Regions from separate parts of the Homo sapiens genome. Here region 2 is linked to region 1. A link is a contact called in ENCODE Hi-C or POLR2A ChIA-PET data. All regions are on one chromosome and are shown on one strand. The core of a region is the stretch at or near the end of the contact, and the rest is flanking DNA. Distances in the headings are between cores, read along the strand shown.

Region 1 (6,680 bases), core at 1,097-3,596:
CTCACTTTTGTACATGGTGTGAAGTAGAGGTCCAATTTCATTCTCTGTTTTTTGTTTGTTTCTTGGTTGGTTGGTTTTTTTTTTGTTTTTTTTTGGTTTTGGTTTGTTTTTTTTTTTTGATGGAGTCTCGCTCTGTTCTCAGGCTGGAGTGCAGTGGGGTGATCTCGGCTCACTGCAATCTCCACCTCCTGGGTTCAAACGATTCTTCTGCCTCAGTCTCCCGAGTAGCTGGGACTATAGGCGCCCGCCACCACGCCCAGCTAATTTTGGTATTTTTAGTAGAGACGGGGTTTCACCATGTTAGCCAGGATGGTCTCGATATCTTGACCTCGTGATCTGCCTGCCTCAGCCTCCCAAAGTGCTGGGGTTACAGGCGTGAGCCACCACGCCCAGCCCAATTTCATTCTTTTGTATATTGGCATCTAGTTGTCCCAGCACAATTTGTTGAAGAGAACAGTCTTTCCACAGTGAACTTTCCTAGTATATTGAATTTTGAACTTGTTCATTTTTGCTTAAACTTCCTTCAGCCACCTGAAAATGGATATTTTTGGGAAGCAGAGATCTAACTATTTTTTTCTGAAAGGACGGGTGCATGAAACAATATCATTCATTGAAAGTATTTCTTCCTGGCTGATTTTAAATGTTACCACTCTCTTACATAAAATTTTTTCCCTTTGCACTTACCAGTATCTTTTTTTGTTTATGGTTTTTGGTTTTTGTTTTGTTTTGTTTTTTGAGATGGAGTCTTGCTCGTCACCCGGGCTGGAGTGCACCGGCTGCAATCTCGGCTCACTTCAACCTCCACCTCCCGAGTTCAAGCTATTCTCCTGCCTCAGCCTCCCAAGTACCTGGGATTACAAGGCATCCGCCACCACGCCCGGCTAATTTTGTATTTTTAGTAGAGACGGGGTTTCACCATGTTGGCAGGCTGGTCTCGAACTCCTGACCTCAGGTGATCTGCCTGCCTCGGCCTCCCAAAGTGTTGGGATTACAAGCGTAAGCCACCAGGTCCAACCAGCACTTAGTGGTATCTAACGCACCAACCCACCATGTATTCTATTTATCACATTCACTGTCCATTTCTCCTGCCCAACTCACAACTAAAATGCACGTTCTCTGAGGGCAAGGACGTTTACCTATTTTGTTCAGTCTATATCCATGGTGTATAAAACAGAGACTTGTTGGGGGGGAGGTAATAGCATTTATTCCATGAATATGACTACGGCATACACACATACACACACATACATGTCCACACTATATCTGGAAAGATAGAGGAGAAAATTATTTTTGCCTCTGAGCAAAAGAACTGAAAGACCGTGGTGGGAGAATATTTGACTGACTTTGTACCATTCTTAAGTTTTCCTATATGTGTATCTATGACCCAGTCCTCTCCTGCTCCCCTAAACTCTTAGTGTTAAATCACTATGTTCTGCCTTGGGAAAGCAAGTTATAGACAAATGTGCATACATAATCTGATCCTATTGGGTTGTATGAACATGGGGCAGTAACTGTATCAACAATCTAGGGATCCAAGGAAGGCCCTACCCCTGAATCTGATCTCCCACAATCCTGGCTCCTGGGCCTATCCCAACCCACCCACATCATACACCCTTTTATTCATACCCAGATCCCTGCCCCTGGAACTGGTCTCCACCCACTGCCCCCTCCCCAGGCCTGGTGCAGCCCACAGTCCCGCCCCCAGAACTGGTCTCCGCCCACAGTCAGCCCCGCCCCCAGGCTTGCTGCCACCCCATAGCTCCGCCCCTAGAACTGCTCTCTGCCAATCACCACTGCCCTCCAAGACCGGTACACCCACAGCCTAGTCCCCGCCCTCCGCCCGGCCCGGAGCTTATCTCCGCCCACAGCCAGCCCCAACCTCCAGGGCTGTCACAACCACAGCCTGGTTCCCGCTCAGCCCCGCCCCGGAAATGGAGGTCTCCACCCCTGTAACTGGTCTCTGCTCAGTCATCCCCGCTCTAGAAGCCTTATACCATCCGCCCCGAGAACTGGGCCCCACCCACAGCCCCGACCCTGGAACTGGTCTCTGCCCAATCAGCCTCGCCCTCCAGGCCTGGTACGGCCTCAGCCGGTTCCCCGCCTTCAGCCCCGCCCCGGAACTGATCTCCGCCCACAACCAGCCCCGCCCCCAGGCCTCGTGCGGCTCACAGCCTGGCCCCGCCCCCAGGGCCAACCTTACCCCCGCTACTGCCCCAGGCCAGGGCCCAACTTTGTGCCCACTAAGCAAACTAGAACACCTCTGCCCAAGGCTGGGGTTCGCGGCCGCCGCTCCCGCCCGCCGCGCCTGTCGCCTAAGCGCCGAACCCCCAACACGCTCGACTCTGCGAGGCTGCCCGCGCGAGCCGGAAGGGGACGTGCAGCGCACCTCTCCCCAGACCGGAAGCGGAAGCGCGGGGCGGTACCGTGGGAGGGGCCGCGCGTGGGGCAGCGGGGAGCGAGTCCCTCCGTCCCCGCGAGTCGGCGCTTTTGGCCCCGCGGGAGGGGCCGGGCTCGGTGAGCGACTGGCGGGGGCTCGGGTCCGAGTCCAGGGGGCGACGTGGGCCGCGGACACCGCCAGCCACGGGCCCTGCGTCCCTCCAGGGAGCCGTGTTTCGGTTCATGAGGCCTCGGGCTGTGAGCTTAGGTCAGCACGAAGCTGCTGCTTGCTCCTGGGTCGGGGCCCCGCGCCGCTGTTGCCTCCTCAGGGAACCCCAGTCGCCCTCACCCGGGGCGATTCCGCACCCCAGGGGACTTTTGGCTGTAGCTGGAGACGACTGTGGTTTTCACAAATTGTGGGGAGGGGAGGCTGCTACTGTCACCTAGAGGGTGGAGGCCGGGGAAGAGGGACGCTGCTTGCTCTTAAAGATCCTACGTTGTACAGGACAGTCCCCCACAACAAAGAATTATCAGTAGTGCCAGGTTGGGAAACCCTGCTCTAGGGCCTTAAAAAAAAAATCTCTGCAGTTCTGAATAAACTACATAAATTGTTAAAAATTCAGTTTAGTCACTTAATAGGGCCTCTAAGTGACAAGATATTTTTAAAGCCTGTGGAGTCACCATAGAATCTCTCTCCAGCGTAGTAAGTTGAGCAAGTCAAATGCACACAGCGTTAAGCTGCTTTCTCCCCTCTTACGGAGCAGATGGCCAGATGGGAATCAGGTAAAGCCAGTCATGGCCCACAGGCTGGGCCCTTATTACACATTTAATCATTGAGTACCCAAAAAAAGTGAATGGGATGGTGTTTCCGGCAGCCGTATCCAACAACTGTACAACCTATACAAAGCCTCGAAAGAAATCTTTGTGTCTTTTTTTTTTTTTCAGATGAGAAAAGCATCATTCAAGCTCAGATTCGTGTTGAAGCCTGCCACAAGGTCCACCTGTTGTTGTGGGTTTTTGGGTGACCAGGTGAGTACAGTGTGGAACCTACAACAAGGTTTCAGCAGGCTCTGCTGTGTAGAAGAACTCCTCGTGGGCTTTTCCTGTGCTGGGGTTGTAACCACATTGAAGTCACTAAGAGTGAAGGTATCTTAAGGAAAGTTCAAGGTAAAAAGACAGAGGTGTTTATGGTTACATGTGTGTAAATAAGTAAATACAGTTACATGCAAATAAGTATCCACAAAACAAACATACAAATAACGTAAAGATGTGTAACTGTAGCTAAAGACAGATTTTCTGGTATGCCGTAATGCTAAAAGTTTCTGAATTTTATATAAGTATAGAAAATATTTACATGTATATGTAGTGTTACAAGTCTTCCCACTAACAACTAGCAGGACTACTTAGCAACATTTTTCAGGCCTGTTTGATTTGACTTTTTTTTTTTTTCTTGAGACCAAGTCTCACTCTGTTGGCCAGGTTGGAGTGCAGTGGCGCGATCTTGGCTCATGTCAACCTCCACCTCCCAGACTCAAGCAAATCTCCTGCCTCAGTTTCCTGAGTAGCTGGGACTACAGGCAAGTGCCACCACGCCCAGCTAATTTTGTTTGTATTTTTAGTAGAGACAGGTTTTTGCCATGTTGGCCAGGCTGGTCTTTAACTCCTGACCTCAAGTGGTCCGCCCACCTCAGCCTCCCAAAGTGCTGGGATTACAGGCAAGAGCCACCGCACCCAGCTGTTGATTTGATTTCTAAAGGCATATTGGCCCTCCACCAAACTTCAAAATATAAGGGCATTTGTAAAAAGGATGATTTATTAGTAACAAATTTAAAATTAAATTGACCGGCGACCAGATGTGTTTTGAGTAATGGGATTTTTTTTTTCCTAATGAGATTTGAAAACATTTGGAAGAATATTAAGCAACAACTTATAGATTGAAGGGTAGGGAACTGGTTTCCAAAAAGATTGTCCTCTGCACCTTGCCTCCTGTATTAGTCCTTTTTCACACTGCTATAAAGAACTACCTGAGAGTTTTCACACTGCTATAAATAACTCCCTGAGACTGAGTGACTTACAAAGGAAAGAAGTTTAATTGACTCAGTTCTGCATGGCGGGGGAGGCCTCAGGAAACTTACGATCATGGCAGAAAGCAAAGGGAAAGCAAGGCACGTCTTACATGGCAGCAGGAGAGAGAGAGAAGACATAAACGCCAAACTTCTAAACCATCAGATCTTGTGGGAACTTACTATCAGGAGAACAGCAAGGGGGAAGTCCGCCCCCATGATTCAGTCACCTCCTACCAGGACCCTCCTCTGACACATAGGGATTATTACAACTCGAGATGAGATTTGGGTGGGGGGACACAGAGCCAACGATATCACCTCCTAATAGGAATTAACTTTGTTTCTTAAAACTTCTCTGAAATAACAGTATGGTGATTCATATTGCAGAGAATCATGTTAAGTAATCTAGTATTAAATTGTGGGGTTTCTACTAATTGTGTGTGTGTTCACCTTTTCCATTCTAGCTTTCCTACAGCATTCTTGAAGGAATGTTTACTTATCATGCAATAGATATTATTTGAGTGCACAGTTAATGGTGACCAACCATCCTCATTTTTTCAGGACCAAGGGGTTTGCTAGGGCACAGGGCATCCAGTGTTCAAACCGGGACAATCCTTGGCAAACCAGGTCGCCTCCATGAGTCAGGTCCTAGGTCAGATGCACAGGGACCCTGGAGGACCTGAAATGGCCCCTGTCCTACATAAAGTTTACCTTCTAACAGGGAAGATAAATTTTAAACCATGAATGACAGGAGTGATGTGGGAGCTTGGCACTAGTGAACTTGATCAGAGGGAACAGGGAAGCTTTCTTGGGAAGGATATTTAGCTTGAGAGCTTAAGTTGTTACAGAACCAAACTGGGGTCTGCTCACCTGGTGGTGCAGTGAAACCAGATGTCTATATTGAGGGTTGCTACGATAGATAGAAAGGCTTTTATTGCACAGCACTAAGCAAGGAGGACCAGACATTAAATGTTCAAATCCTGGCCTCCCCAGTGGCTTTTAGGCAAGGAATTTTTTTTTTTTTGAGATGGAGTCTCACTCTGTTACCCAGGCTGGAGTACTGTGTTGCAATCTCAGCTCACTGCAACCCCCGGCCTCCCGGGTTCAAGCAGTTCTGCCGCAGCCTCCTGAGTAGCTGGGATTACAGGCGCCTACCACCATGCCCGGTTAATTTTTGTATTTTCAGTAGAGACGGGGTTTCACCATGTTGGCCCGGCTGGTCTTAATCTCCTGACTTCGTGATCCACCCGCCTCAGCCTCCCAAAGTGCTGAGATGATACAGGCATGAGCCACCACACCCGGCCTTTTTTTTTTTTTTAATGAGACAGAATCTCACTTGGTCACCCAGGCTGGAGTGCAATGGCACGATCTCAGCTCACTGCAACGTCTGCCTCCCAGGTTCAAGTGATTTTCCTGCCTCAGCCTCCCCAGTCCCTAGGATTACAGGCACATACCACCACACCTGGCAAATTTTTTGTATTTTGAGTAGAGACAGAGTTTCACCATGTTAGCCAGGTTGGCCTCAAACTCCTGACCTCAGGTGATCCGCCTGCCTAGGCCTCCCAAAGTGCTGGGATTACAGACATGAGCCACCGTGCCCGGCTAGGCAAGGATTTCTGAAGGCAATGGTAAGTTACAGAAAAGCAGAAGCTACAGGCAAAATCATAAAGCAATACATGGAGGTTACACACTGGTTTAGACTTAAAAGGGCAAGGATGTCTTGAAGCAGGAGCTTGTCATAGGTAGATTCAAAGATTTTTCTGATTTGTAATTGGTTAAAGAAAAGAAGCTTTGTTTAAAAATTTAGAGTCAGTAGGAAAATGTTAACTGGCTGGGAGAAGTGACTTTCTCCAAGCCCCTCAAGAAGAAACTTAGCACAAAGAACGCTGAAGCTCAGCCTTCATGTCCCGCTTATCTGGGGTCTCTGAGCCAGCAGCTCCATTTGGTGGGGTCCTCAGTGGGAGTCCCAGCCTCTGAAAGGCAACTCAGGGACGCATGTTAAGATGTTATCTTTAGTTTCCATGGGGAAAGCGAACATCTCTGGAGCCTTAACTTCTTTGGCTGTTGTTTTAGGTTACTATTACCTTCCTGTTTAACAAGTTCCATATTTACTTTTGGGGCTAGCTGGATGCTCGGAATTTCCCTTAAAGGAACTTCAGGATTTTCCTTTATTTTCCCACTTGGGGTTCACAGGCCCCTGAAAAAGGGAATTGCTGCTCCATCTCCAAGTTGGGGTCAGAT
Region 2 (6,680 bases), core at 1,229-3,728, 3.5 Mb before region 1:
TGGAATCCCAGCACTTTGGAAGGCAGAGGCAAGCAAATAAACCTGAGGTAAGGAGTTCAACACCAGCCAGGCCAACATGGTGAAACACTATCTCTACTAAAAAAACAAAAATTAGCTGGGCATGGTGGTGTGCACCTGTAGTCTCAGCTACTCGGGAGGCTGAGGCAGGAGAATCGCTTGAACCTGGGAGTCGGAGGTTGCAGTGGGCCGAGATCGCGCCACTACACTCAAGCCTGGGCAACAGAGTGAGACTCTATCTCAAAAACAACAACAACAAAAACAAAAACAACAAAATAAAACAAAAAAAAAACAACCATGCTGCCCTATAATTCCAGTTTTTTCACACATTTAACAATTTCATTTCATTGTTGATGTGTTTTTATTTTCTGGGATGAAAATGAATAGATCGCAAAAAAATTATATCAGTGAGAAAATTATGGCAGTGGAAGAGATCTGAGCCAACACCCGTTCTGCCCCGCCCCGCCCCCCGCCCCTGCCAACCCTCTGTCTTCTCTTTCCCTTAATCCTGGGCTCTTAGGCACAGCTAACTTTGGAAGATAGCTTAAATGATAATAAGCCTTCCCCAAAACTCAACTGCCTTTGTAAAACGAATGAATGGCCATCAGGCTGAGGGATGAAAGGAATCGGAATGCTGCTAAAGTGTAGACATAGATTGCCAGCTATTTCTGCAGATAACACCACTATTGTAGATTAGCATTTGTAGACGTATTTTCAGTTTTTGTTTGTTTGTTTGTTTTTTTTTTGCATGTCTGACACCACCTGCACCTGCCAACTCTGCTCCTGTGGCCCCAACCAGAAGTGATTCAGCATAACAGGATAGGTTTTTTTTTTTTTTGTCTTTTTTTTGTTTTTTTTTGAGACGGAGTTTCGCTCTTGTTGCCCAGGCTGGAGTGCAAAGGCACGATCTCGGCTTGGCGCGATCTCAGCTCACCGCAACCTCCACCTCCCGGGTTCAAGTGATTCTCCCGCCTTAGCCTCCCAGGTAGCTGGGATTACAGACATGTGCCACCACGCCCAGCTAATTTTGTATTTTTAGTAGAGACGAGCTTTCTCCATGTTGGTCAGGCTGGTCTCAAACTCCCGACCTCAGGTGATCCGCCCGCCTGGGCCTCCCAAAGTTCTGGGATTACAGGTGTGAGCCACCGGGCCCGGCCTCTTTTTTTCTTTTTTAAATATGTAGCAGTACAAGCCGCAGACAAGAACCCCTCAGACACCGAGTTGTGGAAGGAAAGGGCTTTATTCAGCTGGGCTGGGAGCATCGGCGGACTCACGTCTCCAAAAACCGAGCTCCCCGAGTGAGCAATTCTTGTCCCTTTTAAGGGCTTACAACTAGGAGTCCGCGTGAGAGGGTCGTGATTGATGGAGCAAACAGTGGGTACGTGACTGGGGGCTGCATGCACCGGTAACCAGAACTGAACAGAACAGGACAGGGATTTTCACAGTGCTTTTCCATACAATGTCTGGAATCATAGATAACACAGTTAGGTCAGAGGTTGATTTTTAACTACCCAGCCCAGGGCACAAGCCGGGTTATCTGCCTGTGGATTTCATTTCTGCCTTTTAGTTTTTACTTCTTCTTTGGAGGCAGAAATTGGGCATAAGACAATATGAGGGGTGGTCTCCTCCCTTATAGTATAGAGACGGAGTTTCACTCTATGTCCAGGCTGGTCTTGAACTACTGGCCTCAAGCGATCCTCCCACCTAGGCCTCCCAAAGTATTGGGATTACAGCGGTGAGCCACCACGCACTGCCAAGAGGACAGATTCCATCCCCAGTGATTTCATCCCCACCCCAACCAGTCAGTAGCAAGCCTAGCTACCTCCACCCTTTCTCCCAAACTGCCCTTGAAAAACCCCTACCAGAGGACCTTGGATGAGAATAATTTGAGTAGTAACTCCGTCTCTCACGTATCGTAGCTGGCCTAGTGTTTATTAAACTTTTTTTTTAACTGCAATACCGTGGTCTTTATTTGCGTAGCGCGCAGAAAGAACCCATCCAGCGCTTATAGTGGAAGAAAGGCTTGACCTTGCAGGCGACAGCCTCATCCCAAATTCCTGGTCCCTGGAGGACATCAGCACCACCCCCCCACCCACCCACCCCCTGTCCCCCGCTGCTACAGTGTGGCCTGTGTGGCCTCGGCTGCCCTCCTGCTCTGAGGCCAAGGGATGGCTCCACTGGACAGTGAGTCTGGGATTCCTTGCACACAATTGTTCAGGAGGAAGAAGCAAAAAGGGCCCACTGCGTACAGGTAGGAAATTCCGCTTTAAGGCAAACGTTTCCCGGGACGGGTCGGGTCACAACGCAGGGAGGAAGCCCGCCCTGCCAGGGGCCGGGTCTGGAACCTGTTCATCCGGCTGCACTCAGCACTGTGAGATCGCTTCTTCTGTCACTCAGTGCCCAGGAGGCGGGACCTGGAGGGCTACCCAATCAAAGTCGTGGGCGGGTTCCTGAGAATTGTCAATCAGGCGCGAGGCAGAGAGGAGGGTGTGACGTTCCAGGAGCTAGTGGCCTCTTCACCCTGGTGACCTCTGTTCCGTATTCTGTCACTGAGAGACGCCCTGGGACATCTGTGGTGGCTTTTGTCGCGCTGGGACCTACCCTGACTACGGGAGTTGGGAGGACCCGGGACACCGCACAGCCGGGAAATGGTGAGTGTGCGGGGCCCGGCGTCCTGAGGCAGGGCGAAGGGCTGGTCGGAACCAGTCGGAACCGGCTGTGGCGGGACCCGGGCCTCGCCGCAGCGTCTTTGGGGTCTGGGACCTGAGCGCCCCCTGCGCACCTCGGTCCTCGGTCCGTTTGGCCGCAGGGTGGGGCTGGGCCGGCAGCCGGGACCCCGGGCGTCCTGTCCCGTCCCTGAGCTGCGACTGCGGCCCCGGCCCCGGCGCCCCTCTCTGGGCAGCTCCGCGCCCTCAGCCCCGCTTCTCCCCAGATTGTGCGGCGGAACCAGTACAGGTTCGCAGCCCAAGTCACTGCACCCGGACGCCGAGGGCTGCAGCAGAAACGGTTTAATAGGAGAGGACACCCTAGATCCGCCTCCGTGAGAGGTTTGAGGATGGGGTGTTTAGGGGTCTGGACGGGGGTGGTTGGGATGTGGGGTCGCTGGTTGGTGGAGAAGTGAGGGGTGAATCTTGGGACTGGAGGTGAAGAAACCGCATTCTGCTGCTGAGTGGGCTTCCTTGTGGGGTCTTCAGCCTGCTTGGCGCCAGCCTTTCCGCTGGAATTCAAGATCTGAGAAAGAACTTAGACGACTCTTGAGCAACTCTCAGAGATCTTATCCCCAGGCCAATGGGGAAGCCGGCGGTCAGCGTCTGCTGTGACCTGACTCTCAGGGAGGCGGCTTCCTGTGAAGCAGCGGGGCTGAGGGCACCTGGTTAATATCTAACTGCAATCTCGCCTCCAGCCTGGCTCGCAGTTCCTGTGAGCCCGGTGAGGAGGCTGCACGGTGACGGTGGGAGGGTCACTAGGCACAAACCAGACTCGTGTGTGGGGTTTGTGTGTGGGAGGAGCTGTGGTCTCTGTGCTCTTCAGTCCTTTCTTTCCAAGGGCGACCATTTCTCCTCCGAGGCTTTCAAAGATATTGGCATCAGGGTCTTTGAGACCTGTCCCTTCATCCTAACTCCTCTTGGGGCTAACAGTAAATCTTTTGGTTTCCAGAGCCTTCCATATGCTAACTTCACTCCTCAATTCCCAGTAACGTTATGAACCCTTTGTCAGCAAGACGATATTTCAAATAGACACAGAATTTTGTCGTTTGTTTTCAGATAGCAATGTATGGCTCTTTTTAAACAGATTTATTTTGTTTTCCTTAACATTTCACATGTGAGGAAGAAGAGAATAACCACCTGACACTGCTGTAAAAAAAACCAAACCTTTGTGCCTCTTTTATCTCCCCTAGGCACAGATGCCTTCTCAGTATGTCCTTTACAGGGTGATGTGACCTCAGCCCACCCTGTATCTTTTCCAGGCCCTGTGTTATGGAACTTTCTGGGGCTACCCTAAGATGCTGGAAGCTGCCAATCTCATGGAGGGCCTAGTGGATATCGGCCCTTGGGTCACTCTTCCCAGAGGACAGCCTGAGGTGTTGGAGTGGGGCCTCCCAAAGGATCAGGTGGATGCACTGGGGTGGGAGGAATCTTCTGGTATATCATTCCTGTAAAAAGCTAACCCCTGGGCTGGGCGCGGTGGCTCACGCCTGTAATCCCAGCACTTTGGGAAGCCGAGGCGGGCGGATCACCTGAGGTCAGGGGTTCAAGACCACCCTGGCCAACATGGTGAAACCCCATCTCTACTGAAAATACAAAAATTAGCCGGGCATGGTGGCAGGTGCCTGTAATCCCAGCTACATGGGAGGCTGAGGCAGGAGAATCACTTGAACCTGGGAGGTGGAGGTTGCAGTGAGCCGAAATCACAATCATGCCATTGCACTCCAGCCTGGGCGACAAGAGGGAAACTCTGTCTCAAAAAAAAAAAAAAAAAAAAAAAAACCTAACCTCTGGGACATTGACATTTTTTTCCCCAAGCCTAGTTTCCATTCCTTGGTGACGCATGGCTTATCAGAAAATTGGATGGTGTTATTCAGGGGACAAGACAAATGATTTCTGCCTTCTGGACTCTCTCCGACTGTGAAGCTAGAAAACTGTTTCTAAAAACTGAAAAACCCACCCAATGAGGTTTTGCATGAGCCTGAAAAAGACATAAGGCAGTGTCTCCTAGGAATGTGGTTGCTGAGCACTTCAATGAGCACCGTGGGGCTGGCGGATGTGCCAGGTGATAGAACGACCTGACCTGACGGTTGAGTGAGACTTGTCTGTGTTCCAGTCAGTTCTGCCCCACCCTGGGTTAGTTACCCTGAAAAGATTTGTTCAGTTATTTCCAATTTAATTTTTTATTAACTGTAAAGGGCATCCTATCATTAGAGATTATAGAGAAGATAAAGTGTTTCTAAAGAGGCCAGAAAGAGTTGGAATTCAGAAAACAAATTATATATATGTAGTTTTCTATTCCTTTTTTTTATTATTTTTATTTTTTATAAGACAGGGTCTCCCTCTGTTGCCCAGGCTGGAGTGTAGTGGCACCATCATGGCTCACTGCAGCTTAGGCAGCCTAGACTGCCTGGGCTCAGCCTCCGGAGTAGCTGGGAATGCCCACCATGCCCTACTAATTTTTGAGTATTTTGTAGTGATGGGGTTTCCTCATGTTGCCAGGCTGGTCTTGAAGTCCCGGGCTCAAGTGATCCTCCTGCCTTGGCCTCCCAAAGTGCTGGGATTACAGGCATGAGCCACTGGACCCAGGCCCTATTCCATTTTTTAAAAACTTTTTTTCTTTTCTTTTCTTTTTTTTTTTTTTCTGAGATGGAGTTTCACTATATTGCCCAGGCTGGAGTGCAATGGTACTATCTTGGTTCACTGCAACCTCTGCCTCCCAGGTTCAAGCAATTCTCCTTCCTCAGCCTCCCGAATAGCTGGGATTACAGGAACATGCCACCATGCCTGGCTAATTTTGTATTTTTAAGTAGAGACAGGGTTTCACCTTGCTGGCCAGGCTGGTCTTGAACTCCTGACCTCAGGTGATCCTCCCGCCTCGGCCAATGAAAGTTCTGGGATTACAGGTGTGAGCCACTGCACGCAGCCTTTTTCTTTTTTTTTTGAGACATGGTCTCCCTCTATCACCCAGGAGTGCTGTGGTACGATCTCAGCTTACTGCAACCTCTGCCTCCAGGGCTCAAGAGATCCTTCCACCTCAGCATCCCAAGTAGCTGCGACTACAGGCGTGCGCCACCACACCTGGCTAATTTTTGTATTTTTGGTAGAGATGGGGTTTCACCGTGTCGCCCAGGCTGGAGCATTTTTAAAAAACTTTTATTTACTTTTATTACCCCAGAGACCATGTAATAGGTTTCTCAGGTCTTTTATTGGATGATTTCAAATGGAATTTCAGGGCTTAGCAGTGTAAATACTACCAAGGGAAAAATTTGGGAAAACTCTTCCATTTTGGCTGCAGAAAAATGAATATATTTTCACAAGAATGTGTGGTAGGTATTTGGTTGAATTATAAAGCTTTATCAAAACTTTAGTTTCTCTTCTTTTTAGGCTGGAGAACTTGGGACAGTGGATAAGTCTGGTCTGTTCCTGTTATCTGGACTTGGCAGATTAATGCAACATTCTGTGGGACTTTGCAATAGCTAAAGAACTTAAATATCCTTTGTTTACTAAAGGCTTCATTATTATGGAAGTAGTAACTGATGTTTATTATCTGAGATGGATAGATACTTGTGCTTTTCTTGTTGAGCTATAAAATAGAAGTGACTTACAATTTCCTTCCCTCCTGTAAACACTGAATTTGAGTGATTTTGATAGATTCATCACACATGGAGTTTTGTTTGTTTGTTTTATGTTTTAAATCCACGTAAGGCATGAAAGGGTAAGCAAATGGCCTTGACTGGGGTGGAGAGGCTTGAGGCCAGTGACTCCAAGTGGAGGCCAATTTTGAGCCTGCAAAGGGAGGTCATTGTGGGCCCAGTTTAGTTGGTTCTTCCTGGGGAGCCTCCCCTGCAGGTGTCCCAGCCTAATCACTCCAGCAATGGGAGGAGCTTTTTTTAAAATTTATTTTTATTTTTATTTATTTATTTATTTATTTATTTGAGGTAGAGTCTCACTCTG

What was found. Hi-C counts contacts between places; a loop is a spot of excess contacts on that map. ChIA-PET counts read pairs that join two places held with the same protein, here RNA polymerase II (POLR2A). Pooled maps may share reads with other maps.
Region 2: a map of gastrocnemius medialis shows a loop between it and region 1 (7-fold over the local background). The contact joins the promoter of ZNF44 here to the promoter of MBD3L1 in region 1. A Hi-C loop is called at or near these places in 1 of 168 maps with a recorded cell type or tissue (gastrocnemius medialis) and 5 of 50 pooled maps. POLR2A ChIA-PET finds 5 or more read pairs at or near these places in 1 of 52 experiments (activated CD4-positive, alpha-beta T cell).

What each region holds. Positions count from the first base shown.
Region 1 is chr19:8,828,043-8,834,722 of GRCh38, reverse strand. It overlaps MBD3L1 (methyl-CpG binding domain protein 3 like 1), which reads right to left and starts at 2,346. Exons shown (of 3, transcript NM_001393532.1): 1 at 2,201-2,346. ZNF558 (zinc finger protein 558) reads left to right here and starts at 2,419. Exons shown (of 10, transcript NM_144693.3): 1 at 2,419-2,514; 2 at 3,322-3,405. RefSeq lists silencers at 1,610-1,869, 2,370-2,639.
Region 2 is chr19:12,290,681-12,297,360 of GRCh38, reverse strand. It overlaps ZNF44 (zinc finger protein 44), which reads left to right and starts at 2,478. Exons shown (of 4, transcript NM_016264.4): 1 at 2,478-2,669. The coding sequence starts at 2,667. RefSeq lists an enhancer at 2,094-2,143 and a silencer at 2,694-2,923.